2 separate regions of the Homo sapiens genome follow, and region 2 is linked to region 1. Evidence: read pairs that join two places in POLR2A ChIA-PET (ENCODE). Cell type or tissue: MCF 10A. All regions are shown on one strand. Links, peaks and the distances in the headings refer to the core of each region. The heading gives the core; the rest is flanking DNA.

Evidence for each region. Peaks named below come from ENCODE experiments on the same cell type or tissue, not always from the same donor. Only the 100,000 strongest peaks of a DNase experiment are listed, where the experiment ranks them.
Region 2: POLR2A ChIA-PET joins it to region 1 with 10 read pairs; 9 of 35 experiments call an interaction of 5 or more read pairs at or near these places.

Annotation. Positions count from the first base shown.
Region 1 is chr17:77,249,674-77,261,677 of GRCh38, reverse strand. LACAT1 (lung adenocarcinoma-associated transcript 1) reads right to left here and starts at 7,864. Exons shown (of 3, transcript NR_188630.1): 1 at 7,157-7,864; 2 at 3,912-4,016; 3 at 2,333-3,345. RefSeq lists enhancers at 2,792-3,447, 3,448-4,105, 6,353-7,552. In MCF 10A, for the core only: no CTCF peak of the experiment used is centred there; DNase peaks (open chromatin) are centred at 6,037 and 6,517.
Region 2 is chr17:77,119,012-77,131,015 of GRCh38, reverse strand. LOC105371901 (a long non-coding RNA gene) reads left to right here. Exons shown (of 5, transcript XR_934988.3): 3 at 5,199-5,326; 4 at 6,178-6,336; 5 at 6,961-7,269. It also overlaps a transcript of SEC14L1 not described here. Among named protein-coding and RNA genes, the nearest start is that of SEC14L1, 16 kb to the left of the region's middle. RefSeq lists enhancers at 3,227-3,276, 6,264-7,037. In MCF 10A, for the core only: no CTCF peak of the experiment used is centred there; DNase peaks (open chromatin) are centred at 2,975, 4,335, 5,415, 9,025 and 2 weaker places.

The sequences.
Region 1 (12,004 bases), core at 2,343-10,342:
AAATCCCCAGTAGCCCCCGGGAGGTGGGAACTCTGAGCCAACAACACACGACCTCACCATTTGGGGGAGAGAGTGGGGGAGAGAAGGTGCGGGGAGAGAGAGCAAAAAAGAGGAGAAAGAGAGAGGAAGAGGAAGAGGAAGAAAGAGAGACAGAGATTGACTGAAATGAGAGAGGCATTTACCCAAGACAAACCTACACACCTCACCCCAACCACATGGCAAAGCTGCTGCTAATAAAGACAATTAAGAAAAATCAACCCTTAAATCATTGCAGGTGAAATGGAAATAACGGAAGAATCTGAAAATGATTTCAAATTAAAATGTTTAGGATCATCAAAGAAAACAAGAAGTTGTAAAACCAAAACTGGCTTAAGGCCAGGCGCAGTGGCTCATGCCTATAATCCCAGCATTTTGGGAGGCCCAGGCAGGCAAATCACGAGGTCAGGAGTTCGAGACCAGCCCGGTCAATATGGTGCAAACCCCGTCTTTACTAAAAATATAAAAAATTAGCTAGGTGCGGTGGCGCTCACCTGTAGTCCCAGCTACTCAGGAGGCTGAGGCAGGAGAACTGCTGGAACCTGGGAGGCAGAGGTTGCAGTGAGCCGAGATCACGCCACCGCACTCCAGCCTGGGTGACAGAGTGACACTCTGTCTAAAAAAAAACACAAAAAAAACAAAAAAAACTGGCTTAAATAAGAACAGGTGGTCACGAAAAATAATCAGTGAGAAATCCTGGAAGTTAAAGGTATGATTTTTATTTATTTTAGTTTTTTCTTCCTTCTAAAATTTTTTTATATTCTCTTTTTAAAAAATGTTTTTCATGGGCCAGGCATGGTGGCTTACACCTGTATTCCCAGCACTTTGGGAGGCCAAGGTGGGCAGATTGCTTGAGCCCAGGAGTTTGAGATCAGCCTGGGTGACAAAGTGAGACCTCATCTCTACAAAAAAAAATTTAAAATTAGCTGGGTGTGGTTGATGCATACCTGTAGTCTCAGCTACTTGGGAGGCTGAGGCAGGAGAATCATTGGATCCCAGAAGTTTGAGGTTGTAGTGAGCTATGATTGTACCACTGCACTTCAGCCTGGGTGACAGAGTGAGACCCTGTCTCAAAAAAAAAAAAAAAAAAAAAGCTTTACATTTTAGTATTTATATATTACATTTTTCACCCTGTTGTGGTCTGTGTGCAAAAGGTGTAATTATTGAAATTAAGAAGCCAACAGACAGAATGTAGTTGGCTGGATACATTGAAGAGAGAATAAGTTAGTTGGCTGATGTCACCGAGAGTGTGGTAAAGAACAATATAGATGAAACAGGCCGGGTGCAGTGGCTCACACCTGTAATCCCAGCACTTTGGGAGGCCGAGGCAGGCAGATTACTTGAGGTCAGGACTTCCAGACCAGCCTGGCCAACACGGTGAAACCCCATCTCTACTAAAAATTCAAAAATTTGCTGGGTGTGGTGGCGGGAGCCTGTAGTACCAGCTACTCGGGAGGCTGAGGCAGGAGAATCACTTGAACCTGGGAGGCGGAGGTTGTGGTGAGACCATGCTACCACACTCCAGCCTGGGTGATAGAGCGAGATTCCGTCTCAAAAAGATAAAAGGAGCAGGATTACTTGTTCACCTCGTTCTCTGGGCACTGAGGATTGGCAAGTATGGTCCTCAGGCCAGTTTCTGTGGCCCCCAGGAAATTCTACAAATGCATGAATAATGGGTCAGGACCCACAGTCTCGGTGATCCAAAGCTCACAGGTGATGCACGCTCCTGCAGAATAGAAAGAAGGGACAATCCTGGCTCCTGATGGCGCTGATGGTTTGTTTTCATAAATGTCCATTTAACAGCTGCGACAGCTGGAGATCATTGTTCCTGGGGCATCTCGCTCTACCCCAGCTATGGTCCCTCTGAGCAGCCCCTACAAACACGGGAACCCACCAGAGGCCGAAGAGCCCTAGAAGAGACCAACCTTGGCAGTCCCATAACTGCACTGCCTTACTGTCCCCAAGGCAGACCATTCCCTTGCTCCCTCCAGGGGACACCCATAGCCCCCAGGGGCCACCTGGCTGCAGAAGGCCCCTGCACGGGGATGATTCTCAAGATTCTGATTTATTCATACCCTCCATATTTTCCCAGGCCGTATTCTAAGATGTCAGGGATTTTGTGCAGGGCACAGGGCAGAAGCTGATGTGAGACGTGGGTACCTCCTGTCTCTTCAGAAGAGCTGTGCTCGCCGGCTGCACATGGCGGATGAAGGAGGGGTGTATCTTAGTCCATTCTCATGCTGCTATAAAGAAATTCCCTGAGACTGGGTAATTTATAATGGAAAGGGGTCTTTTGTTTTTATTTTTATTTATTTATTTATTTTGAGATGGAGTTTCCCTCTTGTTGCCCAGGCTGGAGTGCAATGGCATGATCTTGGCTCACCGCAACCTCCGTCTTCTGGGTTCCAGTGATTCTCCTGCCTCAGCCTCCTGAGTAGCTGGAATTACAGGCGCCCGCCACCACACTCAGCTAATTTTTTGTATTTTTAGTAGAGATGGGGTTTCTATGTTGGCCAGGCTGGTCTCGAACTCCTGACCTCAAGTGATCCACCTGCCTCGGCCTCCCAAAGTGCTGGGATTACAGGCATGAGCCATCACGCCCGGCCGGGAAAGAGGTTTAATTGACTCACAGTTTTGCATGGCTGGGAAGGCCTCAGGAAACTTACAGTCATGGCGGAAGGTGAAGGGGAAGCAAATACCTCCTTCACAAGGTGGCAGGAGAGAGAAGAGTGAGCGAAGGAACTTGCCAAACACTTATAAAACCACCAGATGTCGTGAGAACTCACTCACTCACCGTCCTGAGAACAGCATGGGGGAACCGCCCCCATAATCCAATCACCTCCCTCCCTCGACACATGGGGATTACAGGTCCCTCCCTTGACACGTGGGGATACAAATCGAGATGAGATTTGGGTGGGAACAGAGCCGAACCATATCAGGGTGCCTTGACAAAGAGAGAAACCGGAGATCCCAAGCCGAGGAGAAGTTGGAGGTTGGTCCTGAGGGCAGTGGGGCTGGCCTGGTGCGTCTCTGAGGGGAATAGCCATATGGCGCCTGTGGGAGGGGCCCCAGGATTGGGTCCTAGTCTCTCCAGTGTGGACACAGAGCCACGAGGCAGAAAGTACCACGAGATTGTGACCATGTTTGTTTCAGCAGACCCGGCCAGGATGGACAGTGATCAGGGCCCACTCTGAAAGGCCTGGGACCTTTGCACAACCACGGTGGTGGTGACAGCTGTTGGGGGGAGTTGGGAGCAGGAACCCTAAATGACAGATGGTTTCCTGTCCACTCAGCAGGCTGAGGGTCCACCTGGAAGATACCAAGGCGATGGGGCTTGGTGCCGTCCTGAGTTTGCAGGCCGAGGCTCACGCTGCTCTGCCAACACTCACATACAGTATCCGCGTAAGCCAAAGAAACCCCCCGAACTTGGGACAGGCAGCTCCTTGCTGTGGGCCACACACGGGCTCGGGAAGGACCAGTGACTCAGGGGCTTTCATTGTTTCAGATCAAAGGCTGAGTGTGGCCAAGTGAAGGAGAAAGCCCCTGTGCGGGCACCTGCAGAGGCGTCCACCCTGCCCAGGGGCCTCTGGGGACGCAGCGCCCACCCTGCCCAGGGGCCTCTGGGGACGCAGCGACCCACTGACCAGTGAGCGCAGATGAGCGACTGCACCTCTCTGCTTCAGCTCTTCATGGCCAGATGGGAGGACAATCCCCACCTTGCAAGGTGGCGTTAAGGACTGAGAAAGAACGAGCACCAGGCCTGGCCCCATGAGCACTGCTGGGTCTGGATCCAGGCGCCGTCCACCTTCCACCCGGCAGCACTAATGCTTCCCTCCCCGGCTGCACTGGCCCTTATCTGGGGGTCAGGAACTCACGTGCTGAATAAAGAGCAACTCTTTTCCAGACAGGAACGTTGGGTGTAGCAGGGACAGGCACTGGGGCTGAAGTTGCTTTTCCAAGGAGACGGTTTGGAGTGGTGCCTTCCAGAAAGGAGCATGGTAAGGTGAAGGAAAGGAAGCTGGAGAGGGTGAGGAGGGGCTGTTTCAGGAAATGAAGCTGAGGGGAAGTGGCTCAGGATGTGGAGGTGGAGGAGGTGATAGAATGGAGGAGGTGATGGGAATGGAGGAGATGATGAGGATGGAGGTGATGGGGATGGAGGAGGTGGGGAGATGATGGGATGGAGGAGGTGACAGGAGGTGATGGAGATGGGGAGGAGGTGATGGAGATGAAGGAGGTGGGGAGGTGATGGGAATGGAGGAGGTGATAGAATGAAGGCGATGATGGGAATGGAGGAGGTGATGAGGATGGAGGAGGTGATGGGGATGGGGGAGGTGATAAAATGGAGGAGATGATGGGAATGGAGGAGGTGATGGGGATGAAGGAGATGGGGAGGTGATGAGGATGGAGGAAGTGATGGGGATGAAGGAGGTGAGGATGGAGGAAGTAATGGGGATGGAGGAGGTGATGGGGATGAAGGAAGTGGGGAGGTGATGGGGATGGAGGAGGTGATGGGGATGGATTCCATTCTGGCCTTCCCTCATACCCTATGGGCCTCCTTCATCACTTTGGTTAACAACTTAGGCAGTTCCCAAAGCTGTTCATCTAGCTTCAGCAAATGAACCATCTCATCTTGGCCAATCCAGGCTTGCTGTCCCATATTAAAATAACCAAACCAGTCTAAGTCAAAACTTCCGTCTCACATCTGATGGCAAGCTGCAGGGGGCAGTAGTAGGGATCAGCCCTTCTACCTCCTTGCTCCCCTCCACCCTCATACATGCCTCCTCTCTCCCATCCCCTGCAAAGGACATCCTCCAGGGCACCCCTCCCCCAGGCAGCCCCACCCACCCCAGCTGCTGGTCCTTGTGGTTCAGTGCCATCCAGGCAGCGAGCCCTTCATGAGCCTCCCACCTGAACCTACCCTCCTGGTGTTGCATGGCAACTTCGAGCACCCTTCCCTGGGAAACGCTGGAAATGTGGAGGGTGACCTGCCCAGGCAGCTCCAGCCACCCTTCAGAAGGCTCCAGGGGCAGGGCTGCTGCCTCTCTGCACCCAGCCCCAGCCGAGGTGGCCAAGCCCTCCCAAGAAAGCTCCCCACTTCTGCCTGGGGCCAGGACTCGAGTTCAGAAAACCACCAGCAGAGGCTCCTTTGCCAGGGGTGCTCGGGGGGCCCCCTATCCTGGCTTGAGTCCCTTCACAGTCCCATCTCTATTCCTCAAAACTTGCCTCCAGCAAGCCCCTCTGATATGAGCCCTCGTTTGCAAGTGGCTTTGGCTCTGGGCTTTATGCTGCAGATTCACTGACACCTCATCACAGTTCCTCTAGCACCCATTTCACAGATGAGGAAACAGAAGCACAGAGAGCTTAAGTCCCCTGCTTGAGGTCTCACAGCTTCTCTGCAGGGGAGCCCAAATTCAGTTCCTGGCAGCAGCATGCTTCCCGGTCTGTGCCCGTAACCCCACTGCAGCTCTCTGCTGGGACCGTATGCCACCTTTTGAGATGTCCAACATTGACACGTCAGGCACCCTGTCTGCACTGAGCAGACACGTCGGGCACCCTGTCTGCACTGAGCAGGCACGTCGGGCACCCTGTCTGCACTGAGCAGGCACGTCGGGCACCCTGTCTGCACTGAGCAGGCACGTCGGGCACCCTGTCTGCACTGAGCAGGCACGTCGGGCACCCTGTCTGCACTGAGTAGGCACGTCGGGCACCGTGTCTGCACTGAGTAGGCACGTCGGGCACCGTGTCTGCACTGAGTAGGCACGTCGGGCACCCTGTCTGCACTGAGTAGGCACATGGGCATTCTCTGCTTTCCAGCTTCATCCAAAATCCCAGGCATCTGGGAAAGTCCCTGGTCACAGGGAGCCCAGCGATTCCTGGTGTGGGAGGGTAAGGGAATAGAGGAGTGGTTCTTCTCCACCCTGCCTCTGCCCTGAAAGACTTATTCACTGGCAACGTCCCCTAGAAAGAGGCCTCTGAGCTCCTAACCACAGGGTGCAGGACCCAGTAGCTCATGTCTGTGCCTCGTGCCGGGTGGCACGCTGACCCGGCTGCAACCAGCCAGTGGTGACTCAGGCCTCGGAAATGACAGGCTTCCGTGGAGACAGAGGGCGCCGGGGTCGGGGAGGCAGCCCACGAGGAGCTTAAACCCCCACTGGGGGAGGGAGAGCAGGACAGAGCTGGATGGCAACATGAGAGGCCGGGGGTGTGAGTGAGGCCTCTGCCCACAGGTGACCCGGGTCACACCTTCCAGGAGCCACAGACAGGCCCCAGCAGGAGGAGCTGGGGGACACACACAGGCCCCAGCAGCAGAGGTGGAGTGGTTGCAGGACAGGCCTGGAGGGCAGGGGAGGGGCTGAGCCTCCGCAGTGGGCAAGAAGATCGGCCTCACAGCGCTGACGGTCAGGAGGCCCAGTCTGCCGCCCCATGCTGTGTGCCTATGAGGCCCCACGGGCCTCAGCTTCCTATTCTGTGACAGGGAGCAGCCCCCTCACCTGGCCAGGTGCCAACTGAGAGAGAGCTTGGCCCTGGGCAGGGCCACCTTCCTGTGTGCTGAATCGTCACCTGGAGGCAAGACCGGAAAGTGTTCTCACTGTATTGCATTCCTGGGCCCGAGGAGCTCTTTCACAGGGCTGAGCCGTGGATGAAGTGCTTATGAATTGGCACAAAGAGGGGGCCGGGTCTGATTCATCTGTGTGCCCCATCCGCACCCCATACAGGATCGGGCACAGAAAGACATTTCCCATGGTTACAGGAGGAAATAGAGTAGGATGGGGAAGAACTGGCCTCTGAGGTCCCTCTTTCTTCCCACCCTATCCCCCAAAAGTTGCCTTCCTGGACCCCCCTGCCCCCGTGTCCCCCACATAGGTGTTTACACGCTGATCAGTGGTGGAGATTCCAGGCAACAAGGAGCTGGGAGGCTGAACAGGTACTGGAAGCCAGTGGCCAATGCCCCTGGAACAGAGCCCTGTGGCCGAGCTGCGAGCTCTGTTAGGTCTCCAGCTTATGGCTCCCATGAAGGGCCTTGCCCTCCTGCCAGGGGCAGTATAACAATCTACCCAAATGCCCATGGACCCCTCTGGAGGCTTGTAAAGCCCCAAACTCCTGTTTGCTGCGAACTTACCAGGCTCGGCCACAGGGGCAGGGAGAACGTCCGGCCGGAGCGCAGGGAAGGAAGGTTGGGTCTCTGGAGTCCGCGGGGGTGGGGGGCTCCCTCCCAGGTCTCGCCCTTCAGCTTTTCTGTTTCCCACTTCAGGGCCACACGTCCGTCGTTCCGAACCTCCAATCACATTGGTAACCAACATCATGGGTTCCCAGTGGCCCCGTTGTGGGGTCTTTTCCTCCTGGGGTCTCTGCTGGGGCTTCTCCCTCTCCTCGCTTCCGGCCATCCCCTTCGCTGGGGAGCAGTTGGCTGCTTTTCCGCAGCCAGTGCCTTTCGCGGGTCCAGTTGATCCTATGAGATGCACCATGGAGGGGTAAATGCAGCCTGGGCTCCTCCAGAAGCCAGGGTGCCCACTGCTGCGTGGAGATGCTACCAAGCGTTCAAGTTGTGCGGGTTGTGGAAGAAGCTGGTGAGCCCTGGAGTCAGGCCTGGAACTCAGAACCGAGCGTGAGTCAATCCCTCTGCTTTTCACCGGGAAAAATCTTCCTGGCTCGAGGTCCTGGGTTCATCACTTTCTTCAAACAAACACTCAATCAAACACTTAGAGACTTCCGGTCTGGGTAAGATGGCCTAAACCCGACCCTCCCTGTTCCTGTCTGCTAAGCCCTGGAAAGAATGTAAGAGGCAACCCTAAGAGGGCCCTGAGGTGGAAGGAGCAGGAGAGCTGGTAAAGGACCCCAAGGCTGGGTCAGGAATATTTATCAACAGGGCATTATGACACCCCTCACCCCCACCCAATACAGGACCCGCCCAGGCGTGCATTTCCCAACTCCCGACCTAGCAACAGAAGGCAGCCAAGTAGGCTCCTTTCTCTCCTAGATTAAAGGCAAGTCGCCCCAACACACTAGGCAAGGCTGGGCCCGATTGCTCACAGCTGTAATCCCAGCGCTTCAAGACAGGAGGATCTCTTGAGACCAGGGATTTGATACCAGCCTGGGTAACCCAGCAGACCCTGTCTCTACAAAGAAAACTTAAAAATTAGCCGGGCATAGTGGCAGCTGCGTACAGTCCCAGCTACTCAGGAGGCTGAGGTGGGAGGATCACTTGAGCCCAGGAGATCAAGGCTGCAGTGAGTTATGATCGCACCACTGTACTCCAGCGTGGGCAACAGAGTAAGACCTGTAAAAAAAAAAAAAAAAAAAGCTGGGCACAGTGGCTCACACCTGTGATCCCAGCACTTTGGGAGGCTGAGGCGGGTGGATCACCCGAAGTCAGGAGTTTGAGACCAGCCTGGCCAACATGGTGAAACCCCGCCTCTACTAAAAATACAAAAATTAGCCGGGCGTGGTGGTGGGTGCCTGTGGTCCCAGCTACTCAGGAGGCTGAGGCAGGAGAATCGCTTGAACCTGGGAGGCAGAGGTTGCAATGAGCCAAGGTTGCGCCATTGCACTCCAGGCTGGGCGACAAACTCAAAAAAAAAAAAAAAAAAATGAACAACAAAAAACCCACCAAGCAAGCCAGGCAGAACCACCAAAGGGGTTGGCCCAGCACCCTCCTGCTAATTATTGGCCAGGGTTAACCCTTTCCTCCTCACTGGACCTGAAATTCCACTCCCCCACCCAAAATCATGGCACAGCAGAGAGAGGGGGAGACGTTGATGGCAGGGAGAAAGCCCACCACAAGCAGAAGGCCTGTCTGTCCCTGTGAGCGGGAGACTCCCTTCTCCCACCTGGAGGCAATGAATGTCCAGCCTGGGAAAGCTCCTTCTGCCTCCTTAAGCAGCACCACACAAGCCGAGCTGACCTCTATAGCACGGCAGAGGCTCTGCAAATCAGATTTTCATTGGAACCACAGCCCCCAAAAGTAGCCCAAGACCTGGGTGCTAAACCTAAGCAGGGCCGCTGCTACCAAAGTAAAAAATGCAAACAGGACCTGAAGTCTCCTCACCTAATAGCCACAATGTCCAGGATATGGTGAAATTCACTCATCCCACCAAGAACTACGAAAATCACAATGTGAGTGGGAAGACCGTCAACTGAACCCTGAGATGAATCAGACGTTGGAGTTACGTGCCCAGGATTTTACTCTTTTTTTTTTTTTTTTGGAGACAGTCTTACTCTGTCACACAGGCTGGAGTGCAGTGGTGCGATCTCAGCTCACTGCAACCTCTGCTTCCTGAGTTCAAGCGATTCTCCTGCCTCAGCCTCCTGAGTAGCTGGGATTACAGGCATGTGCCATCATACCCGGCTAATTTTTGTATTTTTAATAAAGACAGGCTTTCACTATGTTAGCCAGGCTGGCCTCGAACTGCTGACCTCAAGTGATCCACCCTCCTCGGCCTCCCAAAGTGCTGGAATTACAGGCATGAGCCACTGCGCCCAGCCATGTGACCAGGATTTTAAAGCAACCATCAAAAAAAACACATAAAAATAAAAAATTCAACAAGCAATTGCAAATTCTCTTGAAACAAATGAAAATATAGAAATTCTCAGCAAAGAAATAGTGGGTATTTAGAAAGAACCAAATGGAAATTACAGAACTGAAAAATGTCATTGCAGAAATTTTAAAAACTCCCTGATGGGCTCAGTTGTAGAGTGGAAATGACAGACGACAGAATCAGTGAATCTGGGGACAGATCAATCCAAAGTACCCAGTCTGAACCACAGGGAGAAAATAGACGGATAAGAAATAAACAGAACGTCCACATCCAATGGGACCATAACAAACAAATCTGACACTCACATCATAGGGGCTAAGGAGGAGAAGAGAGTGAGGCTGAAGGAGTATTTGAAGAAATAATGGCTGAAAACTTTCCAAATCTGGTAAAAGACATAAGCTTACAGATTCAGGAAACTGAACTTCAAACAGAAGAAGCCAAAGAAATCTACACTGAGATATCATCATTAAACTTCTGAAAACTAAAGACAAAAAATCTCCTCAGAACAGCCAGAGAAACAACACATTACCTATAGGGACACCAGTTCAAATTATCTCATCTGAAACTACGGAGGCCAGAAGTGATGTGGATGACTTGAGGTCAGGAGTTTGAGACCAGCCTGGCCAACATGGTGAAACCCCGACTCTACTAAAGTTACAAAAAATAGCCGGGTGTGGTGGCACATGCCTGTAGTCCCAACTACTTGGGAGGCTGAAGCACGAGAATTGCTTGAGCCTAGGGATTGTGGGGCCAAGACTGCTGATGGGGGGTGGGGTTGAGCTGTGATGGTGCCACTGCACTTCAGCCTGGGTGACAGAGTGAGACTCTGTTTCAAAAAAAAAAAAAAAAAATCAGTAACAGAAAGACTACAGGAAAATCTCTAAACACTTGGAAATTGAACAGTACACCTCTAAATATCCACGTCAATGAGGAAGTCTCAAAGAAAATTAAGAAATCTATAAAACTGAATGAGAATTAAAGGACAGCATACCAAAATATGTGGGATGCATCTGAGGCAATGCTGAGAAAGAAATTTTCTTATTTTTATTTTTTATTATTTTTTTGAGACAGAGTCTTGCTCTGTTGCCCAGGCTGGAGTGTAGTGGTGTGATCACAGCCCACTGCAGCCTCGACTCCTCAGGCTCAAGCAATCCTCCCACCTCAGCCTCCTGATGAACTGGGACTACAGGAACATGCCCCCCACACCTAGCTTGCTTTTTTTCTTTTTTTGCTAGAAACAGGGTTTTGAGGTTGCTCAGTCTTGAACTCCTGGCCTCAAGTGATCTTCCCGCTTCAGCCTCCTAAAGTACTGGGATTACCTGTGTGAACCACTGTGCCCAGCCGAGAGGGATACTTATAGCACTAAATACTTACATTAAGAATAAAGATATCTCTAGTTTCAGCTACTTGAGAGGCTGAGGCAGTAGGATCGCTTGAGACCAGTCATTTGAGGTTGCCGTATGCTGTGCTGGCACCTGTAAGTAGCCACCATACTCCAGCCGGAGCAATGTGGTGAGGCCCTGACTCTAAAAATAATAAATAAATAAATATAAATTAAAAGAGAGCAGTCTCGTCTGGGCGTGGTGGCTCACGCCTGTAATTCCAGCACTTTGGAAGGCTGAGGCGGGTGGATCACGTGAGGTCAGGAGTTTGAGACCAGCCTGACCAACATGGTGAAACCCCATCTCTACTAAAAATACAAAAATTAGCTGGGTGTGGTGGCGGGCGCCTGTAATCCCAGCTACTTGGGAGGCTGAGGCAGGAGAATCACTTGAACCCGGGAGGTGGAGGTTGCAGTGAGCCAGGATTGCGCCGCTGCACTCCAGCCTGGGTGACAGAGTCAGGTCCATCTCAAAAAAGAAAAAAAAAATTAGGCAGGCGTGGTGGTGCATGCCTGTAATCCCAGCTACTTGGGGGGCTGAGGCAGAAGAATCGCTTGAACCTGGGAGGCAGAGGTTGCAGTGAGCCGAGATCCGTACCATTGCACTCCAGCCTGCGGGATAAGAGCGAAACTCTGTCTCAAAAAAAAAAAAAAAGAGAGAGACAGAAGTCTCAAATTAACCATTTATTGAGGTGGGTTCTGTGCTTGGTGCTGAGATGATAATTGTGAAGGCCCAGTCTCTTCCAAAGGGGCTTACAGCTTGAATGGGCACAGAAACAAGGAAAGGAGGAATTCACACACAGTGTGGTCAGGGGTGTAATTCACACACAGTGTGGTCAGGGGTGTAATTCATACACAGTGTGGTCAGGGGTGTAATTCACACACAGTGTGGTCAGGGGTGTAATTCACACACAGTGTGGTCAGGGGTGTAATTCACACACAGTGTGGTCAGGGGTGTTGGTTGAGGGTAGCCTAGGGCTAGGGTGTTGGCTTAGCCAGGTCAATACAGGCAGATGGCATCAAATCCAGGCTTGGGGAGCAAAGAAGTCTT
Region 2 (12,004 bases), core at 1,238-9,237, 130 kb after region 1:
ACTAATTTTCTCCTATTTTAATAGCACCTGGCATTTTCTAGAACCCTATTAAATATCTGTTGGGTTGAACTAAATGAACTTTTGATGAGGCCTTTATTCTGAGTGCATTTCACACATCTCAGGCTAGGCAGTCTGTAAACCCAGCACTTTGGGAAGTCGAGGCGGGCGGATCCCTTGAGCCCAGGAATTCAAGACCAGCTTGGACAACATGGCAAGACCCTGTCTTTACAAAAATACAAAAATTAGCTGGGCATGATGGCATGTGCCTGCATTCCCAGCTGCTTGGGAGGCTCACTTGACCCCGGGAGAGGGAGGTTGCAGTGAGCCGTGATCATGCTACTGTACTTCAGCCTGGGTGACAGAACGAGAACCTGTCTCAAAAATAAATAAATAGGCTGGGCTCAGTGGCTCACGCCTGTCATCCCAGCACTTTGGGAGGTCGAGGCAGGTGAATCACTTGAGGCCAGGAGTTCGAGAACAGCTTGGCCAACATGGTGAAGTGAAACCCCGTCACTACTAAAAAATACAAAAAAATTAGCTGAGTGTGGTAGCGCACTTGTAATCCCAGATACTCGGGAGGCTGAGGCATGAGAATCACTTGAACTCAGGAGGTGGAGGTTGCAGTGAGCCGAGACAGCGCCACTGCACTCCAGCCTGGGTGACAGAGCGAAACGCTGTCTCAAATAAATAAATAAATAAAAATTAATTAATTAAATAAATAAAAAACACATCCCCCCACCACATGGACTGAGCTGAAGCATCCTTGGGGCTGATGCTTTCACCACCCCTCCACCCCACACTGGCACCTTTAGACAGCACTGTACCTCGTGTCACCAGGCGAGGACATCAAGTCCAGGGAAGCGGCCTGGCTTAGGTGGTGAGTTTCTGTAGCAGAAAGCACAGCCTGCATCTGATGAGATTTAGGGTGACAAAGGAGCGCCACCAAGCCTTTCAGCTTCCCACTCAGAGAAATAAAAATAGCCTACCCAATCATATTTCTTTTTGGCTTGTTTGTTTCACAAAATATAGTCCTCACTTCACCGACTGATGCAGCTGCTTGGCACTCCCTTTCCTTTGCTGGATCAGGACTTAGGTTGGCAAGTCCAGCAATGAATCCCCTGGCTGTGCAGCTGCGGGTCATAAACAGCTGGAGGGAGGCTCGACTTGCTGCTTTTAATTAACCCCCAGGAAGGAATGTCGCGCTAACAGGGTATAGACCAGAGGCCACATCACAAGGCGCGACTGGGTGAAGAATAAACAGTCAAGCAGCCTCAATCCATTTAGTTAAAGCAATAGTCTCAAGGCTAACCATGGAAAAGAAAACCCTCCTCCACCTTCAGCTCTGCGGGCAGAACTGAAGACACACAGGGGTCATCAGAGGCCAGAGCTCTCCCACGTCCTCCTTGATGTGGGTGAAAGAGAAGATCATTCAGACCCCCAAATCTCCTGTTTCACCAGGAGATTCGAACTCAGAGGGTTTCAGTTCAATACCTTATTTGGGATGCATCCCATAACCAGGCACCCTACAGCCCTGCCCGGGAAGGTTCTATATACACAGTGTGACCTCCAGCTGAGAATCACACATGTGCTCACTTCACACTGCAGTGAAAATTCCATCTCTCACCCTTCCCCACGTTGGCAGGACCTGTGGGTCTGATTGAGCCACCTCAGTAGCCTAAAGCAGCTTTTAGGGTTTTCCTCCTCCAAAGGAAAAAAAAACAAAAATACTAATTGGATGCTGATGGAATTTGGTGTCAGAAAATCTCACTGGGTTGTTAAGCTTGGATAAGAAAATGTTGATGAAAACATTTTGTAAATGGTTAGACTCTATGTAAATGCTTCCCACCGCCAGGCATCCTACAGCTTTGCCTCCGGAATGTTCTGTACACATAGATTATTATTATCGTCCCGCCTACCGCTCTAGTTGGTTGCCAGCAACATCGTCTATATTTAGATAAATCCTTCCCCATCTTAAATTTCCCCCAACAGAAAAACAATATGAAAATTGTTCAAAAGACCAACATGAAAATATGATTAAAAGACCAATGCTCATTTGTACGGCTCTTGGCACAGACAGGCTGAAAAAAATACAAAGGAATTTCTTGGCAAACCATTGTCTATAATTATGAGCTACATAAGCTAAATGGACTCCAAGGGGCTAGGGGTGCATGGGGAGATGGTCATCTGGCTTAGTTGGGCACAACAGTCTCTATCACCCCTTCACGTTCAGAAAGCTCACTCTACTTTAAAATGCCCAAGCGTGGCCAGGCGCGGTGAATCACATCTGTAATCCCAGCACTTTGGGAGGCCGAGGCAGGTGGATCACCTGAGGTCATGAGTTCAAGACCAGCCTGGCCAATGAAACCCCATCTCTACTAAAAATACAAAAATTAGCCAGGCCTGGTGGCATGTGCCTGTAATCCCAGCTACTCAGGAGGCTGAGGCAGGAGAATCACTTGAACCCGAGAAGCAGAGGTTGCAGTGAGCCAAGACAGTGCCACTGCACTCCAGACTGGGCGACAGAACGAGACTATGTCTCAGAAAAAAAAAAAAAACATAATAAAATAAAATAAAATAAAATAAAATAAAATAAAATAAAATAAAATAAAATAAAATAAAATAAAATGCTCAAGTGTGAATGCATAACTTGTCCTAAAAGGCACTGCATCTGCCAGCTCTGCACCCCCGCCCACCCCTGTGGCCTCTGGTCAGGCGCCGTGCTGGTGCTAAGAGGTGACCCCCAGCTGCCTACTAGACATTAGCGGGGAGAACTGGTGTGCCCCAGGAAGGAACAACCACGCTGACGCAAAACCAAGAGCCTGTGTGACCTTCCTCCATACCCCCGGGTATACAAGGTACGGCTCTGAACTTTTCACCACACAAGGCTCAGGAAGCACCCATGGTTGACGCACTGTTCCAAGAAATTACCACGAACTGGTGGCTGAGGGCAACAGAAACTCATTCTCTCACTGTTCTGGAGGCCGTAAGCTCTGGAGGTGAAATCAAAGTGTCGGCAGAGCTGTGCTCCCTCCTGCAGCTCTGGGAAGGTCTGTTCTGGCTTCTTCCGGCTGCTGGTTGCCCTGGGTGTTCCTTGGCTTGCGGCCACCTCTCGCTAGTCTCCACTTCCACCTTCTCCCTTGTGTGTCTCAAATCTCTCTCCTTTCTCTTATAAAGCCACCAAAATGAGATCATCGTAGACCCTAAATCCACGATGATCTCATCTCAAGTTCCTTAACTTACTGACATCTGCAAAGACACTGTTTTACAAATGAAATCGCCTTCACAGGTACCAGGGGTTAGGACTTGGACACATCTTTTGGGGACCCACATTCAACCCTCTACAGCTGGTTAGAAAAAAAACCCCTTGGCCAGGCGTGGTGGCTTACGCCTGTAATCCCAGCACTTTGGGAGGCTGAGGCAGGTGGATTACCTGTGGTCGGAAGTTCGAGACCAGCCTGGCCAACATGGTGAAACCCCATTTCTACTAAAAATACAAAAATTAGCCAGGCGTGGTGGTGGGTGCTTATAATCCTGGCTACTTGGGAAGCTGAGGCAGGAGAATTGCTTGAACCCAAGGGGCCGAGGTTGCAGTGAGCTGAGATCGCGCCACTGCACTCCAGCCTGGGTGACAGGGCGAGACTCCATCTCAAAAAAAGAAAAGAAAAGAAAACAGACCCCTTGAAACCATAAAAAGGAATGAGTTCATGTCCTTTGCAGGGACATGGATGAAGCTGGAAGCCATCATCCTCAGAAAACTAACCCAGGAACAGAAAACCATACACCGCATGTTCTCACTCATAAGTGGGAGTTGAACAATGAGAACACATGGACACAGAGAGGGGACCATCACACACTGGGGTCTGTTGGTTGGGGGTGAGGGGTGAGGGGAGGGAACTTAAGAGGACGTGTCAGTAGGTGCAGCAAACCACTATGGCACGTGTACCCCTATATAACAAACCTGCACATTCTGCACATGTATCCCTTTTTTTTAAAAGAAGAAATAAAGAGAAAAAGAAAAAAAATAAATAAAAATTAAAAAAAAGAGAGAGAGAAAAAAAAGAAATCCCTGTTGGAGGGAAGGGAGGCGCCCCTGCTCACTCTCCCGGCAGTGGTATCAGCCTCGTCAAGCCCAGAGCAGTGAAAAAGGTGCCTGCACCCCACAGAGTCAGCCTCCTGGACCCCGAGGGTGCCCACTCCTGCCTGACCCACCCATCACCATTGCCCACAAAGCAAATAATGCCAAGGGAAGGGCAAGGCTGGCTTGCTCATCACGTTGTAGACTCTGGGCTTTGAGAAAGCCAGAGAACAAAGGATGTTGCTGTCCTTGGCAGGGCTGGCCTTGTTCCAAGGTTCCCGTGCACCTGGAGAAGAGCTTGACCTGGCTCACATGGCACACTCGGGCACACAGAGGGCTTCTCTGGGAACCAGCCTCTTAGCAATTCCAGGAGCATGCAAGGAACCGCTATGATTCTGGCAACCTGAGTTTATTATTCCATATCAGGGAGACCGAGGCACAAAGAGTTCTGCGTGTTTAACCCCTACCGATCATTCAGAACTTAGGAGCCAGTTCATGGTTCCTGCCTCCCCATGTGATGCCTAAATTCAGCACCCTATTGAATTCAGTTACAGTTTCCTTGAAGAACGAACACAGTTCCCTCTATTTTCTACCAGTTGTATCAGGCCCAGGCCCTGTGCTAGGCACTTCACAAGCATCACGATGATCTTCATCACAGCCCATTTCGCAGATGGGGACACCAAGATACAGAGAGGATAAGTGACTTTCAGAGCAGAGAATCCAAACCCAACAGTCTGACTCCAGTGTTCACAGAGCTCTTCCTATCGCACTCCCATTCCTTCTTTTTTTTGAGACGGAGTCTCGCTCTGTCACCCAGGATGGAGTGCAGTGGTGCGATCTCAGCTCACTGCAACCTTTACCTCCTGGGTTCCAGCGATTCTCCTGCCTCAGCCTTCCAAGTAGCTGGGATTACAGGCATGCGCCACCATACACAGCTAATTTTTATATTTTTGTAGAGATGGGGTTTTGCCATGTTGGCCAGGATGGTCTCAAACTCCTGACCTCTGGTGATTTGCCTGCCTGGGCCTCCCAAAGTGTTGGGATTACAGGTGTGAGCCACCCCGCCCGGCCCCATTCCTTCTGTTGAACTCACAGTTCTTTGGCTTTTTGTTCTTCCTTCCAGGTCACCAGTTTCAAGATTTGTACATCCTGGTGTCACGGTGAAAAGCCTATTGGTGGCAAGCACATAAGGCACGTGGGATGGCCAGGGGCCTCCAGCACAGGAAGGCCCCGAGTGAAAGCCTAGCAGAGGTAGGTGCCTGTGTGTCCTGGGACATCCTACTGAGCAGGCAAACCACGGACACATTCAGCTCCAAAATATTTCCATATGGTCCCGGTATAGCAGTTGAATTGGTTTGACTCATGCATTCTTTAAATAGCAAGTACAAATAACCTGGATGATTCTTAATGTTCCATTTATTCCTCTATCCGTTTATTGTTCTGTGATTTATAGCATAGCTCCTGAGTGTCATGTGCATGACATAATAGGGGAAAGGAAAAAAAAAAAAACCTGCAACTTCAGAATCTAAGGACTAAGCTAAAATTTTAGAATGCTGAGTGAATCAAAAGGTGTGCATCATTGGTGAAAATAATAAGAAGAGTTTTTTTTTCTTTTTCTTTTCTTTCTTTAAATCCACTTATTCTGTCCGGGCAAGGTGGCTCATGCCTGTAATCCCAGCACTTTGGGAGGCCGAGGCGGGCAGATCATTTGAGGTCAGGAGTTCGAGACCGGCCTGGCCAACATGGCAAAACCCAGTCTCTACTAAAAATAGAAAAATTAGCCGGGCGGGCGCCTGTAGTCCCAGCTGCTTGGGAGGCTGAGGCAGGAGAATCGCTTGAACCCGGGAGGCAGAGGTTGCAGTGAGCCAAGATTGTGCCACTGCACTCCAGCCTGAGCAACAAAGCGAGACTCTACCTCAAAAAATATATAATAATAATAAAAATAATAATAATAATAATAATAATAGTAAATCCACTTATTCTTATGTTCTAGCAGCCAAGGCTGCTAGGGCAATTTGGATCTCAATATAAGATAAAGCTTATTCTCTGATGGAAGACATCAGATCCCCCACCTTAATTTCTGTGTCACTTGCTTTAAACAGTTAAGCGACTGTACGACATGCTGAAAGGGATCAGTGATTTCTCCTGCAGCCAGTTCCAACCTGCTGAAAGGAACACTGAGAAAATATATGGACTCAGTAAACCTGAGCTGCCTCCAATGGCCTCACTCACTCCAACCCTCAACTTTGCAATGCTGGAATGTGAGTCACCTTTAAGATCATTTCATTTATCTTGGCCAAGCCTTTAAATATTTAGGTCTACATCAAATAATGTCTGATAAAAGCTTAGCGCTTTTCACAGCAAAGAACAAAACGTAATTTTGAACCACCACAGCTGAAAAAAGGGATGTTATTAGCCAAGACAGGGGCCCCAGTTCAGCAGCCTACCTCCCGTGACCCAGTGATACACAGCTAAGGAAGTGTGGGGCTTGTGGGACCTGTTTGGTTCCTGACGTTCCCAGAGAACAATATCCTGAAGCAGAAACAAGACGTGGTTTCCGGTTTTTGTTTTTGTTTTGAGACGGAATCTTGCTTTGTCACCCTGGCTGGAATGCAGTGGCATGATCACAGCTCACTGCAGACGCGACCTCCTGGGCGCAAATGATCCTCCCCCCTCAGCCCCCCAAGTAGCTGAGACTATAGGCGCACGCCACCACGCCTGGCTACTTTTCATATTTTTTGTAGAGACAGTGTCTTGCCATGTTGCCAAGGCTGGTCTCGAACTCCTGGGCTCAAGTGATCCACCTGCCTTGGCCTCCCAAAGTGTTAGGATAATAGGTGTGAGCCACCACCCCTGGCCAAGACATGGTTTTTATTTGTGTGCAGGCTGAGATTATCGTCCACAAGGAGCAGAAGCTTTCATAGAGGAACCCATCGACGTGGCTCCTGCCAAAGTCCTCAACAGGGCTTCGAAACACAGCAAGCATAATTTTTTAAATGTTTTTATATCAATGAAAATTTTAAAATTATAAAATAATCTGCCATAGAGGACACACAGACCGTCTACATGGCATCCGTTTCGCTACATCTTCCTTCCCAAGGCCCCAACTTTGTCCAGGTGTCCACCCCACTCCACAAGCCGGGGAAGCTGGCCCCTGCCTGGCCAGCAGGTGGACCTGATTCTAACACATCCCCCCTGCCAGGGACTGACTTAAGAGTGGGCCTGGGTGGCTGGGTGTGGTGGCTCTCGCCTGTAATCCCAACACTTTGGGAGGCCAAGGTGGGCAGATCGCTTGAGCCCAGGAGTTCGAGACCTGGGCAACATGGTGAGACCTCTGTCTCTACAAAAAAAAAACAAAGAAAATAGCCAGATTTGGTGATGTGTGCCTGTGGTCCCAGCTACGTAGGAGGCTGAGGTGGGAGAATCGCTTGAACCCAGAAGGCGGAGGTTGCAGCGAGCCAAGATCTCGCCACCGCACTCCAGCCTGGGCAACACAGTGATGCTCTGTCTCAAAAAAAAAAAAAAAGAGTGGGCCTGGGACCCACTTCAGGGGGTTCTGGAAGGGTTCCCACAGTCTTAAAAAGGAGACACCAGCTGGGCACAGTGGCTCATGCCTGTAATCCCAGCACTTTGGGAGGCCGAGGCAGGTGGATCATGAGGTCAAGAGATCAAGACCATCCTGGCCAACATGGTGAATCCCCATCTCTACTAAAAATACAAAAAATTAGCTGGGCATGGTGGCGAGCACCTGTAGTCCCAGCTACTCGGGAGGCTGAGGCAGAAGGATCGCTTGAAGCAGGGAGGCGGAGGTTTCAGTGAGCCGAGATCGTGCCACTGCACTCCAGCATGGCAATAGAGTGAGACTCCATCTCAAAAAAAAAAAACAAAAACAAAAAAACAAAACAACAAAAAAGGAGACACCAGAAAAGAAAGCCCCTGTTTCTGTGTCTGGATGCTGTGTGATTCTCTGTCTGGATGCTGTGTGATTCTCTGTCTGGATGCTGTGTGATTCTCTGTCTGGATGCTGTGTGATTCTCAGGCTGCTGCAGACATGCGGTACCCATGAGGGGATGCAACCTGTGATGGAGGAGACACGGGGACTGCAGAGAGGAGAGGCAGAAAGAGCATCTCTGCCTTGGGTGGCCTTGGGTGGCGTTGCTGCTCTGGCCAGGCCCAGGCCCTCCTTCTGCCTTGCAGTTGTGTGTTCTTATCAGTGTCCTCATGGCACAACCCAGGGTGAGTCAGGGTTATCTGTTCGTGGCAGCTACAAGCAACGAGAGCACACGGTCATCTTAGAAATATGTCTAATGCAGAAATGCCAAAGGAAGAAAATAGGGTGGGGATGGTGCTTCATGCCTGTAATCCCAACACTTTGGGAGGCAAAGGCAGGAAGATTGCTCCTATGTTACCCAAGAGTTCAAGACCAGCCTGGGCAACAGAGTGAGATCCTGTTTTTACAAAAAATAAAAAAAGTAGCTGGATGTGGTGGTGTACACCTGTAGTCCCAGCTACTCAGGAGGCTGAGGCAGGAGGATCACTTGAGCTCGGAAAGTTGAGGCTACAGTGAGCCAAGATTGTGCCACTGCACTGAGCCTGGGTGACAGAGTGAGACGCTGTCTCAAAAAAAAAAAAAAGAAGATGAAGAAGAAAATAAAAATTAATGATAATCTCACTATCCAATGATAATCACAATTTATGTTTTCTTGCCTGCCCTTCTCTCTTAAACAACTGATTTGGTGTCACTAATTGCAATATATGATGTGATAACAGAAGCAATCCACCTACTGTGTGTAAAAAATTCAAATAGCACAATTGTTGAAGGCAGAAAGCAAATAGCTCCTGGAATCCCATCCCCTGAGTGGTGGACTCGGTAGTTTGTCATCTATTCTGGGAATGTTTGCCCCAGTATATCAATGTTTTCCAGTGTGTGGGCTGCTGCTGACTAATGCATGTTTACACAGCCTTTTAAGCCCAGATGAGCAAACTGTGGTGTTCCTCAGGCTTAGCTGAATGTCTGGGCCCTGAGAGTTGGAAGACAAGAGGAGCAGAAAGAATGGGGAAAGGAGGGTCCACTCTTTTCTGCAGGCAGCGTTGGCCTGGACAAAGTAACAAACTAGGGAGAGCCTAGGCTTTGAGCACAAAGGATTGGAGTCCCAGCTCCTGATTCACCGTTAAAGGCTGTGTGGCATTGGGCAGGCTCCTTAACCATTCTGAGCCCGTTTCCTCATCTGTAAAATGGGAATAATGCCTAACAGAGTGGTGAGGGTTAAAGATAGTGCACATGGGCCGGGTGCGGTGGCTCACGCCTGTAATCCCAGCACTTTGGGAGGCCGAGGTGGGTGGATCACGAGGTCAGGAGATTGAGATCATCCTGGCCAACATGGTGAAACCCTGTCTCTACTGAAAATACAAAAATTAGCCGGGCATGGTGGCACGTGCCTGTAATCCCAGCTACTTGGGAGGCTGAGGCAGGAGAATCGCTTGAACCTGGGAGGCAGAGGTTACAGTGAGCCGAGATAGTGCCACTGCACTCCAGCCTGGGTGACAGAGGAAGACTCTGTCTCAAAAAAAAGATAGTGCACATGATATGGCCTCAATAAATAGTGGCCATTATTCAAAATATTTGCCAACTTCCCGAATCTCTTTCTGCCTCTCCTACCACTTCTCCACATCTCTTTTCCCTGCCCGCTGTTGTCTTTGCTTTGTCGGCAGTAGCCAGGATGTTCTTAGCTGCAGACAACAGGATCCAGCCTAGCCAATTCAAGCCAGAAGGGCTTTAGGAAGAGATAGAGAGAGCTCATGTAACTGGCAGGAGGGCCAGCAATACAGGCACTAGGCAGGCTTCCAGGGACAACCAACTCTCAGGATCACACTGAAGAACCATCTCACCGATGGAGCTGCCACCTCACCCGGATTAGGCAGCTGCCAAGTCAGGATGTTGCTGCCTTGGTTCCTGCCTCCAGAGCCAAGCTCCCTCTGCCACAACCCACGATAACAAAACGATGCTCTGTTCCCTGCCTCTCTCTCACCTAAGTGAGTTCCGAGTCCAAGTCTCCTGTGGGGACATGCAATTAGCTGAATCTCAGTCACACATCGGAGCCCCAGCAGGGCTGACATTTCTGTGTTGGAAAGGTGATGCTTACAATCAGAATATGGAGAGAAGGGGCCGGTCGCAGTGGCTCACGCCTGTAATCCTAACACTTTGGGAGGCCGAGACCGGTGGATCACCTGAGGTCAGGAGCTTGAGACCAGCCTGGACAACAGGGTGAAACCCCACCTCTACTCAAAATACAAAAATTAGCTGGGCGTGGTGGCACGCACCTGTAATCCCAGCTACTTGGGAGGCTGAAGCAGGAGAATCGCTTGAACCTGGGAGGCAGAGGTTACAGTGAGCCGAGATCGTGCCACCGCACTCCAGCCTGGGCGACAGAGCAAGACTTCATTAAAAAAAAAAAAAAGAATGTGGAGAGAAGGATCAGAAACTCCGGGGCAGCCTCAGGTTGTGGATGCATTCCCTAGTTGGGGAGTAGAACACGCAGACACACAGCGACGTTCTAGACCTCTGTCCTCGTCCCTCTGTGATGGCACTGTGGTTGTGACATGCTCCAGGAAATCCCTAGCTGAGCTCCTACGTGAGTGGCAAAACAAGGCGGTTAGAACGCTTCATGCCTAGATGTACATGTCTAATGGGCACTTCATGATTCACTTTTTTTAAATTTATTTTTTATTTCTAAAGATAGGATGTCTCACTATGTTGCTCAGGCTGGTCTTGAACTCCCGAGCTCAAGGGATCTGCTCACCTCAGCCTCCCAAAGTGCTGGGATTTACAGGCGTGCACCACCACACCTGGCCATGATTCACATTTTTAAGACGATGTTTGTCAGTCTAATCTCCAGTCGATGGGCTCTCAGGCAGTATAACAAATGAGCTGAAAATGTTTTCAGTGCAATACGGGAAAGTATTCTTAGGGCAAATCCAGACTGAGGGTCAGGGCAGCCTGGGGAATGTCCCAAAGGTCAGATTCCCGAAGTTGTTCCTGACATTCCAAGCTGCTGCCTTTTCTGTGGCATTGGTTCAGAATGTATTTGCGAAGGTTCTAATTCTTCTCATAGTGACAGCTTTGGCAAGGGTGGGTGGAGCTGGTAGGTTTAAGTGCAGGTGGGTTTATGTAATCCAGGGATTATGTACATAATAGAAGTATGAACTGCTGGAGTGTAAGGGCCGTTTGAGGCAAGCCAGCCTGGGGCCCTCTCCTTATCAGTGAAAATATTAATTGCCTGCAATTAGAGATGATATTTCACATTCACTCAGCATAAATTATTTCATCAAATACATACTCTTTGATCCTGTAGGTGGATAAAATAAATACTGCTTCTCATCCTGCCAGAGAGCTTATTACCTCCTTGACAACAGCCACGTCTGCTCTTTCACAGGGATACCGGCTCCTTGATGGTGCTCCTCCATCTAACTTTGTTTAATTTAACGCCAATGAGGACCAGGTGTGATTTGAAACATCCTTCCAACCCCTGAAAGGTATTCCTTCCTGGGTAGGACAGAGTCTGGAATTCGCCCGTAATCCCTAAGGACAGGTGACCCAGTGATTGTCCAGGCTGTATTTTTTTTTTTTTTTTTTGGGATGGAGTCTCACTCTGTCACCCAGGCTGGAGTGCAGTGGCGCAATCTCGGCTCACTGCAACCTCTGCCCCCCAGATTCAAGCAGTTCTCGTGTCTCAGCCTCCCAAGTAGCTGAGATTAGAGGCGCATGCCCACACTCGGCTAATTTTTGTATTTTTAGTAGAGACAGGGTTTCACTATGTTACCCAAGCTGGTCTCAAACTCCTGAGCTCAGGCAATCCACCCGTCTCGGCCTCCCAAAGTGCTGGGATTACAGACATGAGCCACTGTACCCGGCCTGTACAGGCTGTATTT